Linked DNA regions of Homo sapiens: region 1 is linked to region 2. A link is a loop called in an ENCODE intact Hi-C map of the cell type or tissue named here. Cell type or tissue: endothelial cell of umbilical vein. All regions are shown on one strand. Each heading gives the region's core, and the rest is flanking DNA. Links, peaks and the distances in the headings are about the cores only. Region 1 overlaps TOX2 (TOX high mobility group box family member 2). Region 2 overlaps TOX2 (TOX high mobility group box family member 2).

Region 1 (8,947 bases), core at 456-8,455, 62 kb before region 2:
CCTTCCCTTCTGTCCCTTCCTTCCTCTATCTTTCCCTCCTACCTCACTTCCTTCCTTCTTTCTTCCCTTTCCTCCCTCCTTCCCATCCTTTTTCCCTCTGGTTTCAGACCTATATCATGGTCTGAAGCTTCCCCCCTCCTCTGGCCTTCTCTTCCTCCCCCCACCTCCCTTTCCCTCTCTCTCTCCTCTTACATATCTAATCCCGTCTGGTGCCTGTTTCTTGGTAGACTCCAACTAATGTACAACTAGAATCTGTCTCTGGGAGAAAAATTGTACCTGTTTGATAGAAACACACTGAGGACCTGCTTGGGGTGGAGGGTGGATCCCAAGGACACCCCACTCAGGGGTCACTAAGCTAATTTCTAACGAAGGCAGGTCCTGCCCATGGAGGAGCTTTGGTTTCATGGGCACAGAGGTAAGTATAGGGGAGATGCCAGGGCTGAGGGGCTCACAGTGTGACAGACAGAACCGAGAGAAGAACCAGGCATGGAACATGCCACAGGGCAGGGATACACTCACAGGCTCACAGTGACTGTGGCCACAATAAGGCATGGAACTGCAAAAATGAGTAAACTGTTTGTGCCAGGTACCCCTGTGAGACCATGTGGGTATCCACTGTCAGTTCACCAATGCTTGGGAAGGTGGACTTCCTGGGGGAACCAGAAAGGATACAGAGCCCTCTATGTGGTTGGCAGGGAAGAAAAAGAGACAGCTCACACGTAAAGTGCTTAGAGACAAATAATAGCATTGCCATGGCTCCCATGCTGAGTACTTTATAATCATGACAGCATCTGATTTTCAAAGCAACCCACAAGGTAAGAATGAATAATACATCTATTTTACACACACAAAAAAAAACACTAAAGTTCAGAGGGCCTGGGTAACTTCCTCAACACGCATGTAGCTGGAGAAACTCAAAATCCAGTTCTCTCCAAGTCCAAGGCCAGTGACATTAATTCTGGCAATGTGCTGACCCCCCTCTCAGCAGGGCCATGGGCACAGAGAAGACAAGGAGAGTCCCGGTTAAGGGGCTGTTCCCGAAGGACAGTTTTGTCTCCAGCGTCATCGGCCGGCCATTGCTCACTTGTGCTGTGGACGCATGTGTGGGTGACGGGCCTTCCGCCACGTGCTAAGGGCAAAGTGAGCCTGCTCCCTACCACATCTGGAATTCATTTTGCAGTGGGTTATGGGAAGGTACAGTTCTGGTTTAGTGTGATCAAAGTCAGTTAGGCTGGGTGTGGTGGCTCACACCTATAATCCCAACACTTTGGGAGGCCAAAGTGGGAGGATCACTTGAGGCCAGGAGTACAAGACAAGCCTGGGCAACACAGGGAAACCCCATCTCTTAAAAAAAAAAAAAAATCAAAAATTAGCCAGACATGGTGGTGTGTGTCTGTGATCCCAGCTACTCAGGAGGCTGAGGCAGGAGGATTGCTTGAATCAGGAAGGTAGAGGCTGCAGGGAGCCATGATTGCACCGCTGCACTCCAGCCTGGGCAACAGAGCAAGACTCTTTCTCAAAAAAAAGTCGACCTAGTGGAAGCATGCAGGGCACAGCCAATGTACTGGCTAGAGTTAATCTGCTTCTCAGAGGAGGGATACAGAAGCAGAAGGTAAGAAGGTGTCAAGTTCACAAGGCAGACAAAAAGGGAGTGGTTGGGGGTCTTGTGTGCACAGGGACAGGGGCCTCAGGTCTGGGGCTCCCAAAGGAGAAGAGGAGTCCTGTGGGATGGGGTAGCGACCATCTCAGGCTGATCCTTCAGTCTTAGAATCTCGGCTTACGGCCCCATAATTTGCTGTTACCCTGTGCTTCTGACGAAGGTCCAGTTCTCCCGGGCCAGTTGCTACCAGTGCTGCAAATGTCTGAGTCTGTCTACCTGCTCACACTCTGTCCTCCTATGATCTCAAAGAATGGGCTTTGCTGATCCATCCCTTCCCCGGCATATGCACACCCCTCTCCCCCATAAGCAGTGGGAGGAATTTTGCGTTCTGGTCACAAGACGTCCCTGATACCTCCCCTGTCCTAGGCCCCCTTTCTTTTCCCTGTTGCATTTTGTTCCTGGTTCTTCTTAGGCCCTTGGTGCACAATTGCCCATGAAGCACCCCAGGATGAGGCGTCGTGCGATTCAGGAAAACCTAGAGTCTTTCTGATCACAGGCTGGGACTGTCATCATGCCAGAGGGTCCGCTTCAAGGCCTGTCCCAATGGGAGGTGCACAGGGTAGGAAAGAACCAGGAACCACAGGCAGAGGTGTCGGTCCTCGAGTTCCTCTGGGGGGAAAAAGTCTGCAACCATCCTCAGTGTGATGAAATCCTCAAGGCAAACAGAAACACAAGTGCATCCTATGTGTCCTAAAACAACTGAGAATTCAGGGCTCAACTGAGGATGACCACAGCCTAGTGTTCTGGGCTGGCATTAGAAGCCCCTGGAGGCGTGGTTAGGCATGGGCTGCTGGGCCCAGCCGAGTCTCCCAGTCACCAGGTCTAGGGAGGGGCCTGAGAATCTGCATCTCTAACAGGTCCCCAGGCAATGCTGCTGCTGCTGGCCTTAGGATCACGTTTCCAGAAGCAGCTCAGCAGTAGTCTGTCTTGCTGGATCCCCTGCTGGGAGTGTGGCTGCCAAAGGCACACACCTGCCCCTTTCTCGAGAACTGCCCTTGGCCAAGAGGGGCCATCTTTTTATTTTTATTTTTATTTTTAATTTTACTTTAAGTTCCGGGTTATATGTGCAGAACGTGCAGGTTTGTTACATAGGTATACATGTGCCATGGTGGTTTGCTGCACCTATCAACCTGTCATCTAGGTTTTGAGCCCCGCATGCATTAGGTATTTGTCCTAATGCTCTCCCTCCCTTGGGGGGCCGTCTTACGTAGGAAGTTATGCAGGAGCTCCACCTACTTCTGGCCTGTGACCCATGACTGATTCACAGTTCACACTGGGGAACAAATGCCAGCAACTCCGTGGCCTAATCCACGCTGCAGTGCTGCCTGTGGGACCAGGCAGACCTCCCTCTAGCGCGGCTCCAGATAGCATCTCTAATGTCTCATTTACTCTTCACAACAACCCTGGGAGGAAACTGTGGCACAGAGAGGTTAAACAGCTTGGCTGAGGTCGCACAGCTGGTTACATGTGCAGCTGATGCTGCCTGACCTTGGAGCCCTACCTCCTAATCCCGGGGCTCTCCTGAGCCGGCTGTGATCCACACCCTCCAGAGACTTGAATCTCTTGAGGAGCTCATTCATGAAATGCTTTAGAAGCCCCCTCTCCCTTGATCCTTTCCACAACTCCCTGGGGTGATTTAGGTTTTGTCCATTCAACAGGTGAAGAAAGTGAGGCCGGAAGGAAAGTGACTTGTCTCCCACAATCTCTTAGTGGTGGCAGAGACAGGAAGTTAAACCCAGGCTTCCTGACTCGCGGTCTTGTTATCAGTTTCCGGGATGACAGGAAGAACTAACCATGCTTAGTTAGTTAGTTAGAGATTCCTCAGGGCTCCAGCATCCCAGTCCCACAGCTCTGCCCAACACACACACCCTATGACAGGTTCTGACTACTCACCTGATATTCCTTCCCTTTTTCCTTGCTACCAGGAGTTTGGAGACAGAGCCATTAAACCAACACTTTTGCCCTCCTAACCCTGTCTCAGCTGAGAGCTTTGACCAACACCCACACTCGATAGGGAGACAGGGGCAAGGGTCCCACCTTTGCCCACCATCCCAGCTCAGAGGCCTGGGCCAAGGATAGGGTGAGGGATGTTTTTGTGTTGAGGACATAAAGCACTTGGGGTCAAAAGAATCAGGGTCCCATCCTGTCTTCACCACTTCCTAGCTGTGTGTCTTTGGACAAGCCACCTTCCCTTTAGGTCTTGGGAACACATCTGTAAATGAGCAGAATTCTATCTCCCTTAAAGTCAACAGGAGGGTTAGAAGATATGAAGCAGACTGCTGTGTAAGACAGAAGATGCTATAGGGTCCCCATGTAACTTAGTCTCCAAAAATGATGTTTGAGGTGTTTACAGAGGCATTTATTTTTCATTCATTCATTCATTCATTCATTTTTCAGTCAGTCAGTCAGTCAGTCAGTCAGTCAACAAACCTTTTTCAGACACCTGCTACATGCCACACATGAAGCAAAGCATCAGAAATATTCATTGGCACGTTTGATTCCCACACTCTGTGGAGTAGACAGCATCAGCTCCATCTTACTTGAGGCTCTGAGAGAGACAGTAATTCACCCAAGGTCACCCACTGGGGTAGAACAGGCACCCAGGACCCCAGACTCCCAGTTAAGTGCTACTGCTTGGGCAAGCAGCTGCCACCACCATAGCCCGGGCCCCAGCCCAACACAGCTGCTGAGCTTAAATCTCTGATGGGGCGCGCTTGTCCTGGAAACGCTCCCAGCCTCCAGTCTTCCATAGTCCCCCGACACTCTCTCCTGGAGCTTTAATATTTAGATGAGCTGTATTTGTCTTGCTGCCTTTTATAAAGGCTCCGAGTTCTAAATGGACAAAGCCACAAGATGAGAGAAAGAGAGCTCATGAGACTGACTTTTTATTATCCAGGCAGAGCAGGGGGAAAATGACTCCAATAAATCTCAAGTTTTATGTGCTCCAGACATTCTGCGGAGCCAAAGATGGCTTCTCAGCAATGCCGACGGTACATTAAAAGCTCATTTTCCCAAACATGGTCCTGAATATGCACTCGGAGGAAAGAGCCATTACACCCAGTAATATCGAGGCTGCAGCTGACGAATGTCGCTGCGATTTTCCCTTAATTCTCCCTCATGACTCAGGAGCAGCTCTCAGAGTTCATACCCTGTTAGGCTTGGCATGCTGCCTGGAGTGGAAGTTAAACACCTGGCCCTTGCACTCAGCCTCGAGTGCTCTGATTAGGAGCCCAGCAGGGGATGGAAAGGGTGGGTACCAGAGGGCAGCTGAGCAACCATAAAACATCACAAATTGTTTTATGAATTTCAGCGGAAGGGGTGGTGATCAGGTCTGAACAGGGAGGTCCATGCACATATGAAATTTCTTCCTCTCAGGCTTTCCCACTGTCCTCTGGCCCCCAAGGCTACCCCCTCCAGGAAGCCTTCGGTGCCGGGACAGTCCCCTGAGCTCAGCACTTCTTCCATTTCTTGTTCCAAGCTGCAAGTGCCTCACACTTCATGTTGAGATTATTTATGAATATGAATAGCTCAACTCAGAGCTGGGCAGATAAAGTGGGTCTCCATCTTGTCCCGCTCACTGCCTTGCTCATTCACTCATTCATTTTGGAAGGCTACATGGGCTAGATATGGAGAGCCCAGGCTGGGGAGTCGGGCTGCCTGGGTTCAATTCCTGGCACCATCATTTTGATAACTGTGTAGCCAAGTCATTTACCCCTCTGTGCCTCTGTTTTCTCATCTGTAAAATGGCAACAATAACAGTACCTCCTTCTCAGGGTCAAGGATTAAGTGAGATTATAAATAGAAAGGGTTTAAGTAGGTGCCAGTTCCATAGTAACTGCTAAATAAATGTTACATGACAGTTATAAATAATTCACCCATTCCTTTAGGAAAAGTTCACTGAGAGGATACAAGGTCAAATAAGGTGTGGTTCTTGACCTCCAAAGGCCAAGGTGAAGCATCTGGCCCCATGGGCATGAGCAGTGCTGCAAGGGGCTGGCCATCGTGATGTTCTTGGGGATGCTCCACATGTCACTGAGCTGCCCACGTCAGCTCTCGCCTGGCACAGAGGTGGTGAAGCCGAAATAACAGCCCCAGGGAAAGCCGGGTTGACACCAAGCTGAAATCACGGCCACTGTTCCCTGCCCGCCACTCCTAGACGGTGAGCACCCCAGAGCATCTTTCAATCGTCCACAGCTTAGGTCCCTACTCAGCGGACAACAAAGATTCACCCCATACTCATACTCAGCCAGGCGGGTGCAGGAAGAACTGGGCTTAGAGTCAGAGGCCCAGGTTCAAGTCCCAGCTCTATCCTTTTTCTGGCTATGTGACCCTGGACAAGTAATTCCCTTCTCCCATTCATTCAGTAATTAATAAACAGACATTGAAGGTCACCTGCTAACCAGGCCCTTTGCTAGATTCTGGGGCCAGAGAAAGACACAAGGCCCAGGCCCAGCCTTCAGGCCATCCCAGGCTGGTGGCCCCTGGTAAATGCACAACCACATATTGCCATGAATTCAGACTGATCCCACCTTAATTTACATTTCTGATATGTTGTTCATCATGGTTTTCTGTGTTAATCTTGCCTTTTCAAAATATTTCGTTAAAACACTATTTTTATCTTGATGACTTTTTGGACACACCTTTAAATTTTATGGTTGAGGCACGCATCTCACATGCCTCACCCTCGTTCCAGCCCAGAGCATCCAGGCAGCCTCTGTGAGAAGATAACTTCTGAACTGGGTCCTCATACAGGAATAGGAGTTCACTGGGTGGACAAGGTGGAACAGCCTTCTCAGCAGAGCGAACAGCAGGCGGAGGCTCTCAACCAGGGGTGATTTTGCTCCCAGGGGATGTTTGGCAAGGTCTAGAGACATTTTTCGTTTTTATTTTGACTAGGGTAGTGCTACTAGAGGCCAGGAATAGTGAGTAGAGGCCAGGAATGCTGCTAGACATCCTACAAGGCACAGGACACCCCCAATAACAGAGAATCATCCCACCCAAAATGTCAGTGGTGCCGAGGTTGGGAACCCCTGCGCTAAAGAACACAGGTGGGAAACACCATGGTTTAAGATGCTACTTCAGGCCAGGCATAGTGGCTCACGTCTGTAATCCTGGCACTTTGGGAGGCTGAGGCAGGCAGATTGCATGAGCTCAGGAGTTCGAGACCAGCTTGGGCAACATGGTGAAATCCTGTCTCTACTAAAAATAAAAAAGATGCTACCTCAGCCTGATCCCTTGGCCTCTCTAAGCCTCAGTTTCTGCATCTGAAAAATAGGCACCCTAATGGTTCCTACCTTAAAGGGTGCTGGGAGAAGGGAACGGCACCAAGGCTCTGCAGAGCAGGTGCTCAGTGAATATCTGTGCCCCATCCTCTCCCAGTGTGAACGCATCCCAAACTGCAGAGCAAACGGTTCTCAAAAGAGACAGTGTCCCTGGTTCCAAAGAAAACTGGGACATGGAAAAGAACATGTTTTGTTCCTTTCCGACCTTTCTTGTAGGGAAAACCATGAATCTTATCTCGTCAACAAACGTGATCCTGTTCACAGAAAACCAGCCTGCGTGTTAGCTTATCACTGGCCTGAGTTTTAACAGGGAGTGAATTTTTATGACCGAGTTGTAAACCTTTGCAAAAACCATTTTTAAACTAAAGAACGCCGACAGATTCTTAACTACTGTAGCTGCTAAATTAAGCATGAGGGATGGGATGGGGGGTTTACGAAAGAAAAGTAAAAGTGCCCTAAAAGAGTTAGTGGAGGTAAAATAATGTTCATTAAAAACAGAAAAACAAACACATACAAAAAAATCTTTTGTGTTCAACTTCACACTCGTACATCATAATGTTCCAGTAAAAGGCCATTTCCCCCTGAGATAATAAAAGAATTGAATTTTTCCTTATCGGTCATCTATTTTTCTAGCCGAAGCTATTACTCCCGCTCTGGGGTTGCTAGGCAACAAGAAATATTAATAGCAGCTTTTATTAGCTTAGCTTTTGCAGCCGAGTACCAGAATGAGAAAATGGGAAACATAAATGTGTTACATAAATCTTTCAACCTTTCAGAGCCGGTGTTAGTCTCTGTTTCCATAATGATTTATTGAAGTGATGGTTCATTTATGAGAAAAAGGAGTTCAGGGTAAGAAAACGGAGCGGTCCCCTGCAGGAGTGTTTGAAAATAAATAATTATAGCAGGAGAGCAAAAGCTGTTTAAAGCCATTTTTCTGAGTTTTATAAAATGTAAAAAGACATATTTCTTTTGCTTAATGCCTCTGAAAAACAGGGGCCAGGAGTTTCATCTGGACTCTGGTAAATACAAAGGAAGCCCAGGGCCTCTAGTTACCACTGTTTAGGACCCTCAGAGACCCATTTGGGAGATCAGTGCTCCCCCTACTTCCATCCCCAGAGGGACGTTAGACAAAAGCATGGCACCTTGGAAAAGCCCAACTCGGAGGTGCCCCTGGTAACCCCCTGCTTCGACTAAGATGGATCCTTCCCTTGGTCACGATGCCAAGAAGCATTGCGTCTTGGGCCCCCGCTTTCTTGGCAAGCAGTGGAACTGTCACTCCGCTGTTGCTTTTAAGCTCTGAGCCCTGACCGAGGTCCTAAGTGTAACTAATATGCCTTCCCCTGCCTGTCCCCCAGCTGGGGCCCTCCCACTATCCCTGGCCACCTCAGCCCCCGACAAAGTTGGTAAGCAGCAGGTCAGCCCGGACAAACTTAGAGACGAGGCTGAAGCCACCCCAACCCCGTCAATAAAGTGGTTAAAGTAATAAACAGAGCAGCTTACATTTACCAATTGCCTATGCGTGACACTTCACCTGCATCGGATCGCTGACTCTTTATAAACTCCTATGAGGCAGGTAACAATATCTCCATTTACAGATGAAGAAACTGAGGCTCAGGGAGGATCAACCCCTTGATCTGGGTCACAGGGTTGGGGGTAACAAGGAGGGGAGCTGGGGTTTGAACTTAGGTCAGCCTGACCACATAGCCTATACACCTGACTACTAGATGATACTGTATGCCAAGAAACCAAAAATGCACAGAGAAAACCCAAAATGTCATCATGGTAGGTTACAAAGTTAGCTACACATTCTTGCCTCTCTGCGTGCACACCCTCATATGATGCGACTCTACCATTTCTCTCTTCAAGAGGTAGGATCTATTTCTCCACCCCTTACTCTGGGATTTGCCACATGACAGGCTTTGGCCAATGGGCTAGGGCAAATAGGATGCGTGCAGAGGTTTGAAAAGTACTGCACATTGGGGTGTACCCTCTCTTGCACCCTGTG
Region 2 (8,947 bases), core at 484-8,483:
GTAGAGAACCCAAGGCCACTCCTCAAAAAGCTTCCAAAAATACAAGCAAGTGAAATCAGCATGTGCTTTAAAATGGAAATCAGATTCCATTCAGCGTCTGGATAGCTACCTGTTGTTTCAGGTACCAAACAGACTCTGAGTGTGAAATCTACAGACAAGAAATGTACTGGGAAGTGCTATAGGGAAGTGGGGGAGCAGGACAGGCCAGAGGGACAAGCCAAACTGTGATGTAGTCACAACGGAGGCCTCCACCTGTCCCAAGGGGAGCTCTGGAACTGGGATGGCCCAGCAGAGGTGTCCCAGTTTGAGGCAGGGAGCTAAGCATTCTGTATCCCCACATGGGATGGCCATCGGATCCAGGATGCCCAGGGGGTGAGTGTTGATGACCTTGGCCAAGGCTTCCTCTTTCCACCAAAGGCACCATGGAGCTGCCCAGAGAGAGGCTCAGCTGATAGGGGCAGCAGCCAACACTCTAAGCAGCTGACAGAATGTGTGCCTGGATCTGAGGAGGGACTAGGGTGACACGCAAGAGCATCCACTAATGGCTATGATCATTTACTCATTAGAACGAATGCATGCAATGTTTACATCACACTAACAACAAGCCAGGCACTCTTAATTGAATGACAAACATCCGTTCCTATAATCCTCACGACAACCTCACAAGGTAAGTTACTGAGGCTCCCATTTTACAGAAAAGGAGACTGAGGTCGAGGGAGGTTATGTAGCTTGCCCAAGGCCACACAGCTAGGAAGGGGTGGAATGAAGATTCAAACCCAGGAAGTTCAACTCCAGAGCCTACACTCTAATGAGAAGGCTGTACTCCTGCCAGGTCTTGCCCCGTTACCTCCCATAACATGGAGCTGGCCAGCTCCCAGCTCTCCCTAGAGGCTGGGATGCAGTCAGCAGTCTAGAGCCTCAGGTTGCCCTGCGCTGCCAATATTTGTATTTGACAATTATCTATCATCCAAGCAGTTGGGAACAAGTCCCAAAACTGATTCTTACCAAAGGCAATTAACTAAAAGCCGCATGAGCGTACGTCGGGTTGCACTGTGGTGTGGGGGGAACGAGTGTGACTGAGACAATGAGCAGATGATGTGGAAGATATTTTCTCCCCAGCACTACAAAACAAGCCCTCAATCATGCCACAAAAGGCTCGTGTTGTCGGAAGGGAAATATGTCAACGACAGCGTTCGATCTTGGAGCGGTTCAAAAAGAAGAAGAAAAGAAATCTTTGAAATTGTAATTTGACCTAGAAAGGTTTTTCTAGGTCATCTGAACTTGGCACTTATGCCTCTAACCCCAAACCTAACACAGACAAAGTGCCAGGTTCACTTCCTTCTGTCAGTACCAGATAACACAGGAAATGGTATTTGTAAACACTGCTGATATATTTTTAAGCGCTGTCTCAACGTCGGCCTTTGGACTGGGAGCTGCGAGAACACTGGTGCAGCACAGCTCTGGAAGCAGGCAGATCTAGGTTCAAGTCCAGGCTCTGCACTAAGCTGCTGCATGGCAGTGGGCAGGGATCTTACCCCTCTCGTCCTCAGATTCCTCCCCTGGAGAACAGGAATGGAACAGGCAGGGTTTTGCATGCTACCTAGCAGTATGCAGAGAAAGGCCAGCTCCCCGCTTTCACCCCAGTTGCCTTCCCAGGCAGAGAGCCACCCCTCTGTTCTTGACTATTGAACCCTTCTGACCCAGATCTGGGCTGTCTCCTGGAGACCCAGGAGGGCAGTGGGGGGCTCTGTCCTAAGAGGCCTTTTCTCTCCCAGAAAACAGAAAACTGCACTCCAAGGCATGGCATGTGCCAATGAGTTATTCTAATTCATCTTCACTGTGGACCCACTAAGATAAATAATGAGGCCTCAGGGCTGGGAGGGCTTTAATCCTCTGGCTTCTGCAAATCCCACTGGGGAAACCAAGGCCAGGGCTGATGGATGGCCCACCGTTATTGGCAAGAGCATGTCCAGGGTTACAACCACCAAATTGTTGAGTCCTGTAAGCCTGCACCTCCAGAAGAAGCCAGATTTAGCCCAGTTACTGTCAAAAGCCCAAGGGCACGGTGAACATTCCTGTCTTCCCCAAGCCCTGACCTCAGCACCTACAATGTACCTGGCCATATGCCAGGTGCAGAGGGGCACTAGGGACCTAGAACCAATTCCCAGGGAAGCTCAGGTCCATAGGGAAAATGGGTATCTGCATAATGGCACCTGGAGGGGGGTGATAAAGCACTAAGGTGGAGATAGGCCAGGTGAGAGCAGTTGGTACATACCTGTGAGGTAGTGGGTCCAGAGTGAGCAAAGGCTGGGCAGCCAGGTTGGGGGAAAACCGGTATGTGTGCTGGGGAAGGGGAAGAAGGGGTGTCTAGAAGTCACTGAGGTAGGCTACAGTACAGAATGTGAGAGAGAAAATCAACATCCACTAAAGAAAACAGGTGCGTGTTTAAAGCAATATTCTTAAAGAAAGAGTAATGGAAGGATGCCCAATCTGGCCAGAGAGTGAAACATTCCGTGAAGCCACAATTAAAGCAGTGTGGCAGTAACAGAAAACAAGAATTCTAAAATCAATGAAACAGAAGGAAAAGTACAATGTTGGACCCAACTAGGTATGGAAACGTATCAAGATTAAGGAGGGCATTTCAGAGGGAAGACCACGTAAAGACACAAGGGGAAGCTGTCCACCTGCAAGCCTAGGAGAGAGGCTGATATGATTTAGCTCTATGTCCCCACCCAAGTCTCATGTCGAATTGTAATGCCCAATTTTGGAGGAGGGACATGGTGAGGTAATTGGATCTTGGGGGCGGATATCCCCCTTGCTGTTCTCGTGATAGTGAGTTCTCATGAGATCTGGTTGTTTGAAAGTGTGTAACGCTTCCCCACTTGCTCTGTCTCTCCTGCTGGCCATGTGAAGTGTACCTGCCACCCTTTCACCTTCTGCCACGGTTGTAAGTTTTCTGAGACCTCCCCAGAAGCAGAAGCTTGTACAGCTCACAGAATCGTGAGCCAAATAAACCTCTTCATAAATTACCCAGTCTCAGGTATGTCTTTATAGAAGTGTAAGAACAAACTAATACAGAGGCCTCAGATGGAATCAACCCTGCCAACACCTTGATCTCATACTTCTGACCTCTAGCCCTGTGAGAAAATAAATATTTGTTTAAGCCAAAAAAAAAAAAAAAAAAAAGAGGGCATTTACTTTATGCCAGGTAACATGTGATGTGCTTTGCACATGATCTTCTGCTCAATCTTGACAACGGTCCTAGGAGGAAGATATCATCCAGTTTTACAGAGGAAAAAACAAGCCCAATTTAAGCAACGTGCTCATAGCTCACACAGAAAGTGGCAAAGCCAAAATCTTAATTCTGCTAAAGCTCACGCTTATAACAGCTACTATATTTTGTCTCCCCTTTTGCAAACAAAGAGACAAGGGCTAATTATATAATAAACAGAATGGGGACAAGAGGGTTATCCTGTCCCTATTTAGGAACAGTGAACTAGATACCCACTGCAAGACACCAACCAAAATGCATGCACTCCGAATGGATTAAAGAGTTAAACATAAAAAGTCATGTTACAGGGAAACAATCAGAAAACAGAACAGAATGTTTATCAGATCTGTGGAGCAGGATAACTTCTTCAGCCCTCGAAGCAATCACAGAGGAAGAGAGATTGACAGATTCAAATATATATGCATTAATATCTTCTGTGGAAGAAAACATAATAAAACCAAAATGAAAAGGACATCAGACTAAGAAAATATCAGCACCAACTATAAGACAGTTAATATATACAAGGTAGAAATGGCTCAGTCACATTAAACAGAAAGCAAGATGCCAACAGACAAAAAGACATGGGATTCAAACAAAAGTCACACAAGAGGCGATATCTTAAGAAACAAATATGGAAGGGAAAAAAGGGACACCTGATTCAATGGCAAGTGGGGAAATGCACATAAAATAAACTTACTGCAATGCAACTGGGATATTTCACACCACTGCGGACATGGGAAACGGGTTCCAGCCTAATGGAAGACAATATGGTGGCCACTCTTAGGCAGACACAGCTAGCCAGAGGCAGGGGACGAGCACTCAAGGGCTTAAAACAGTCTTGCTTAAAACAGCCTTTTACTCTGAGTGCTGGGGATGGTAAAGTGATATACAGAAAACAGTCTTTTTTTTTTTTTTTTTTTTTTAAAGATAGAACCTTACTCTCACCCAGGCTGGAGTGCAGTGGCATGATCTCAGCTCACTGCAACCTCGGCCTCCTGGGTTCAAGCGATTCTCCTGCCTCAGCCTCCTGAGTAGCTGGAATTACAGGCATGCGCCACCATGCCCAACTAATTTTTGTATCTTTAGTAGAGATGGGGTTTCATCATGTTGGCCAGGCTGGTCTCGAACTCCTGACCTCAGGTGATCCACCCACCTCAGCCTCCCAAAGTGCTAGGACTGATTACAGGCCTGAGCCACTGCACCTGGTGGACACACAGTCTTTGTCCCGGAGCTCATGGTCTAGGGAAGGGGACAGGACCAGGAATCAGAATATGGGTGGGTGATAAGTAGATGGGAAGCCAGGTTCGTGGGGCCTAGACAAGGGCCTTGTAAAAAGACTTCACGGAAGAGGTGGCTTCTAAGCAGATCTACCCGCAGCATGCACACAACTAGCCAGGCGAGGGCAGAGGCCAGTGGGAACAGCATTTGCCAAAGCCTGGGAGCTGGAGGGAAGGGCCCATTCATGGAATAGTAAGGCGGTGCAAGATAAGACAGAAAGGCAAGCAGGGCCTTATCACAAGGGAGCTTCAAGGGCCACACTGGGGAGATGAGACTGAAACCCGGAATGTGGGCTGCACTTCAGAAACTGGCCTCTGGCTTCTGGGTGGAGAATGGGTTGTAGATGCTAACTAAGATGGGGAAACGGGAGTCTGAGCAGGGCTTGGGCAGGGAAGAAACACTGGCTAACACAATAATAAGTAAAACAGCGTGGCAGTGATTCAAAACTAGAAATTTATACTGATGGCTAGAATGAGAAGCAGGTTTGGAGCCAGAATAAAACCATGACAGCCCCAGCATGTTATGCAGAATACGGCCTTGAGAGTCTCAGAGATGAGTGAAAAGTGCCAAGGGCAAGGGATCACCCAGGAGTCAGAAAGGGGGTGACTCATGCAATTTGCAAACCCTAATTTCCTCTCCTTGGTCACACACTTCCTTCTGATTTCTTTCTTCTGATGATTCATTAAAAAAAAATTCTCCTTTTAAATTCACATCAGAAATGTCTGAGTACCTCGGCTCACCCTGCCCTAAGCTTTAACCCCTGCCCCTGAACCAGCAAAACCCAACATAACCCCAGGTGGCTAAGAAGACACTGGCTGCCAAGAAACCAGAAGCCAGCCAAGGGGAAACAACGGGTTTCAGGCTCTGCGATGGCTGCCAGAGGCCCCCATGGGCCCTCCTGTGACCCAGGAGGGTTTTCAGCAGCTACTCACATGCACAGATCCACAGCTCTCAGCCAGAACTCGTGCAGTTTCAGAATTTGTTTGAATTTCAGAAAAGTAATGAAGTGCAAATTCTGCAAATTATGCCATAGCTTCAGTGGAGCCTCAGGCAACACCTGCAATGGAACACATTCATATTTCTGCAGTGGAACATATGAATATTCACACAAGTGGGGTGAGTAAAGATTACAAAGAGCCTCGCGTCAGCTCAGGTCAGATTTTGGGGGCCAAATGAGTTTGCAGCATATTGACAAAACAACTTCTCGTCGCAGGGCTTTTTGGATTGTAGATAAGGCAGTTTCAAGCGAATCAAGCACCAGGAGTCACGTGCTAGAAGGCTGTCCCTCTGTATGCCCATTTTACATAGGAAGAAACTGAGGCTTGGAAAGTTAAAGGGAATTGTGCAAGGTCTCATAGCTATTAAGTGGCTGAGCTGGGATCCAAACCCAGGTCTGACGTCTCTCCCCACACCCTCGTGGATCCTCCCAGAGGCTGAAATGGCAGGCAGAGCATTTAATGTGACAGAGAATGTAGACAGCACAGGGAGTGGGTCAAGGCCAGGTGCAATAGGAATGGGGCTGCCCAGGTGCCCAGAGAAATCACTGGCACTCCTCCTCAGCTGGCCCCTGCCTGGTGTCTGTCCTCCAAGGCAGGTCCAGGAGCCTCCAGCCACCCTCAAAGGTCCAGAGCTCCCTCTGCACACAGGACCCATCCTTCATCTTTCCGCAGAGGTTTGTTCGCTGAGTGCCCCCTTCATACCAGCTCCTGGGGGCTGGGACACAACGAGAAGCAAGGTAGACACAGTCCCAGCCCCTGCAGGCCTCAGAGTCCACTGCAGGAGGCAGGCAACAAACAAGCAAACACACAAAGGTGGTCACACGTTGCATTGTGCTAAGTGCTGTGCAGCAAACACAGGAAGTGTGGAGACAGGGTCTCTCTGTAGAGGCAGCAATTAAACTGAGGGAGCCCAGAAGAGAGAGAAGGAGGCTGTCAGGCAACAAGTAGTGGGTGGGAGCATTTAAGGCAGAGGGAGCAGCAATGCAAAGTCCCTGAGGTCCACAAGTAGAAGCTCTCGCATGCAGGGGGAATAACAGGCAGGACACAGTAGGCAGAGGGGCGAGGCAAGGACGTGATTTGGGGTCCTAGGGCCACCATAAGGCACTTGGATTTCATCCCAGATGGGAAGCCCTTGGAGAGTTCTTGCAGGGGAGTAACATGCTTTAATTTATAGTTTAAAAGATGACTCAGCTAGCCACGTGGAGGATGGATTCCATGAGGTTCCATTCTTTGAGTCTCAGCTTTCTCCTCTATAAAATGGATGCATGAGAAATCCTGTGAAAAGCATAGCTCAGGAGTGTCTGGCATAGAGTTGACTTCCAGAAGATGGGAGGACAAAGACAGTCTTCTAACCTAGTCGCAAACCAGGAGAACCCAGTCATCAGTCATCCATAGTCGCCCCCCTGCTCAAAATCCTACTAGGCTCCTCTCTGTCCTCAAAACAAAGATCCACCTCTTTCTCTTGGTCCTAAGGTCCTGCTTGACCTGGTCCCTGCTGATTTCTCCAGCCCCATCCTTCACCCTCCCACCATCTTCCACAGGGCCTCTACTCTCCCGCCAACTGAGCCACTCCTGGGGCATGCCAGGGCCCTTTCCCCAGAGACAAGTCCTTTACACTGACCTTGCCACCAGCCTGCCCTGCATTCCTACAGACGTGGACACACACCAACCCGGATCAGCCCAAGCAATGAGAGGCTCAAAGAGTGGCTGAGAGTGTGGGCATACATGTTGGAGCATGCGGGTTGGGAGTGGAAGGACTATGTTAAGAGACACCTCTGCCTGTGCATGAACGTGATGACAGACAGGTACAAGGGGCGCCACAACAGACAGGAGGAAGGGGTCAGTTCTGTCTGAGCAGACAGAGGCGGCTTCTATGCACTGGGTCTCAAATGATTTTCTGACTGAAGGTGATATATTAGTTTCCTAGGGCTGTTGTCACAAATCACCATAAACAGGTGACTTAAAACAACATATTCTCTTACAGTTCTGGAAAGCCCGAAGTCTAAAATCAGCCTCACTGGGCTAAAACCAAGGTGTCATCAGGGCTGGCTGGTCTGTAGGCTCTAGGAGAAAATCCATTTCCTTGCCTTTCCCTGTGTCTAGTGGCTGCTTGTGTTCCTTAGCTTGTGGTCCCTTCCTCCATCTTCATAGCCGTCACCCCAGTCTCTGCTTCCATCCTCACATCACCTTCTCCTGATTCTGCAACCCCTCCTCACTTATAAGGACCACTGTGATCCTATAGGGCCCACCCAGACAACCCATGATACTCTCCCCATCCCAAGACCCTTAATCACATCTGCAGAGCCCCTTTTGCCATTTAAAGTAACATACACAGGTTTCAAAGATTAGGACCTAGCTATACTTAGGGGTCATTATTCAGCCACCCACAGTGAGTCCCGTAAGTACCGACTAACTGTGTCTCAGTCTGCCTATATGTCTGGAGAGGGCAGAGAGGGAAGTACCTGCTGTGGTAGACTTTACTACTGCTCTCCAATATCTGGCTCTCCTCTCCTTCCTGGCACATAGGACACTACACCTCAGGCTCCCCTTACCATTTATTGGAGCTATGCGTCTAGTTTAGACCAATGGGTTATGAGCAGAAACAACGTGGGTCTCCTCTGGGTAGAAGTATAAAAAAGCAAACTTGAGATCTGCAGGCTTTCTCTAGAGGACCAGCAAGGTTCCAGATGGTCGAGACTTGACCAACCTACAGCCCTGAGTGATCTGTGGAGCAGAGCCCAACCCCTACTTCTCTGCTGATTGTCATGGAACACATAGTAAGAGCAAAAATAAGCCTTCCTTATGATAAGCAACTGAGATTCAGGGGGTTGTTACGGCAGCATAACCCTAACATGCTCAGTTAAGTTTAGGCCAGGGGCAGTGGCTCACACCTGTAATTCCAGAGCTTTGGGGGGCCAGGGCGAGAAGATAGCTGAGACTAGGAGTTTGACACCAGCCTGAGCAACATAGCAAGGCCCCGTCTCTTAGAAAAAAAAATTACTTTTCTGCTGGGCGCAGTGGCTCACGCCTGTAATTCCAGCACTTTGGGAGGCCAAGGCGGGCAGATCACGAGGTCAGGAGATCGAGACCATCCTGGCTAACATGGTGAAACCCCATCTCTACTAAAAATTTTAAAAAAAAAATCAGCCGGGTGTGGTGGCACATGCCTGTAGTTCCAGCTACTCGGGAGGGCGAGACAGGAGAATCACTTGAACCCAGGAGGTGGAGGTTGCAGTGAGCCAAGATCGCACCACTGCACTCCAGCTTGGGCGACAGAGCGAGACTCGGCCTCAAAAAAACAAACAAACAAACAAACAAAAAATTATTTTTAATTAGCCAGGCATGGTGGTATGTACCTGTAGTCCTAATCAGGAGGCTAAGATGGGAGGAGTGCTTGAGC

Evidence for each region. Peaks named below come from ENCODE experiments on the same cell type or tissue, not always from the same donor. Only the 100,000 strongest peaks of a DNase experiment are listed, where the experiment ranks them.
Region 1: a loop joins it to region 2, with 5 times the contacts of the local background. A loop is called at or near these places in 9 of 110 quality-filtered maps.

Annotation. Positions count from the first base shown.
Region 1 is chr20:44,014,218-44,023,164 of GRCh38, reverse strand. The region is part of intron 3 of TOX2 (TOX high mobility group box family member 2); the gene reads right to left. Among named protein-coding and RNA genes, the nearest start is that of TOX2, 100 kb to the right of the region's middle. In endothelial cell of umbilical vein, for the core only: no CTCF peak of the experiment used is centred there; DNase peaks (open chromatin) are centred at 4,734, 7,244 and 7,614.
Region 2 is chr20:43,951,807-43,960,753 of GRCh38, reverse strand. All of the region lies in intron 1 of TOX2 (TOX high mobility group box family member 2), which reads right to left. Among named protein-coding and RNA genes, the nearest start is that of TOX2, 41 kb to the right of the region's middle. RefSeq lists a silencer at 1,191-1,485 and enhancers at 1,191-1,485, 4,148-4,782, 5,255-5,304, 4,916-6,115. In endothelial cell of umbilical vein, for the core only: no CTCF peak of the experiment used is centred there; DNase peaks (open chromatin) are centred at 1,083 and 5,173; H3K27ac peaks cover 2,727 bases.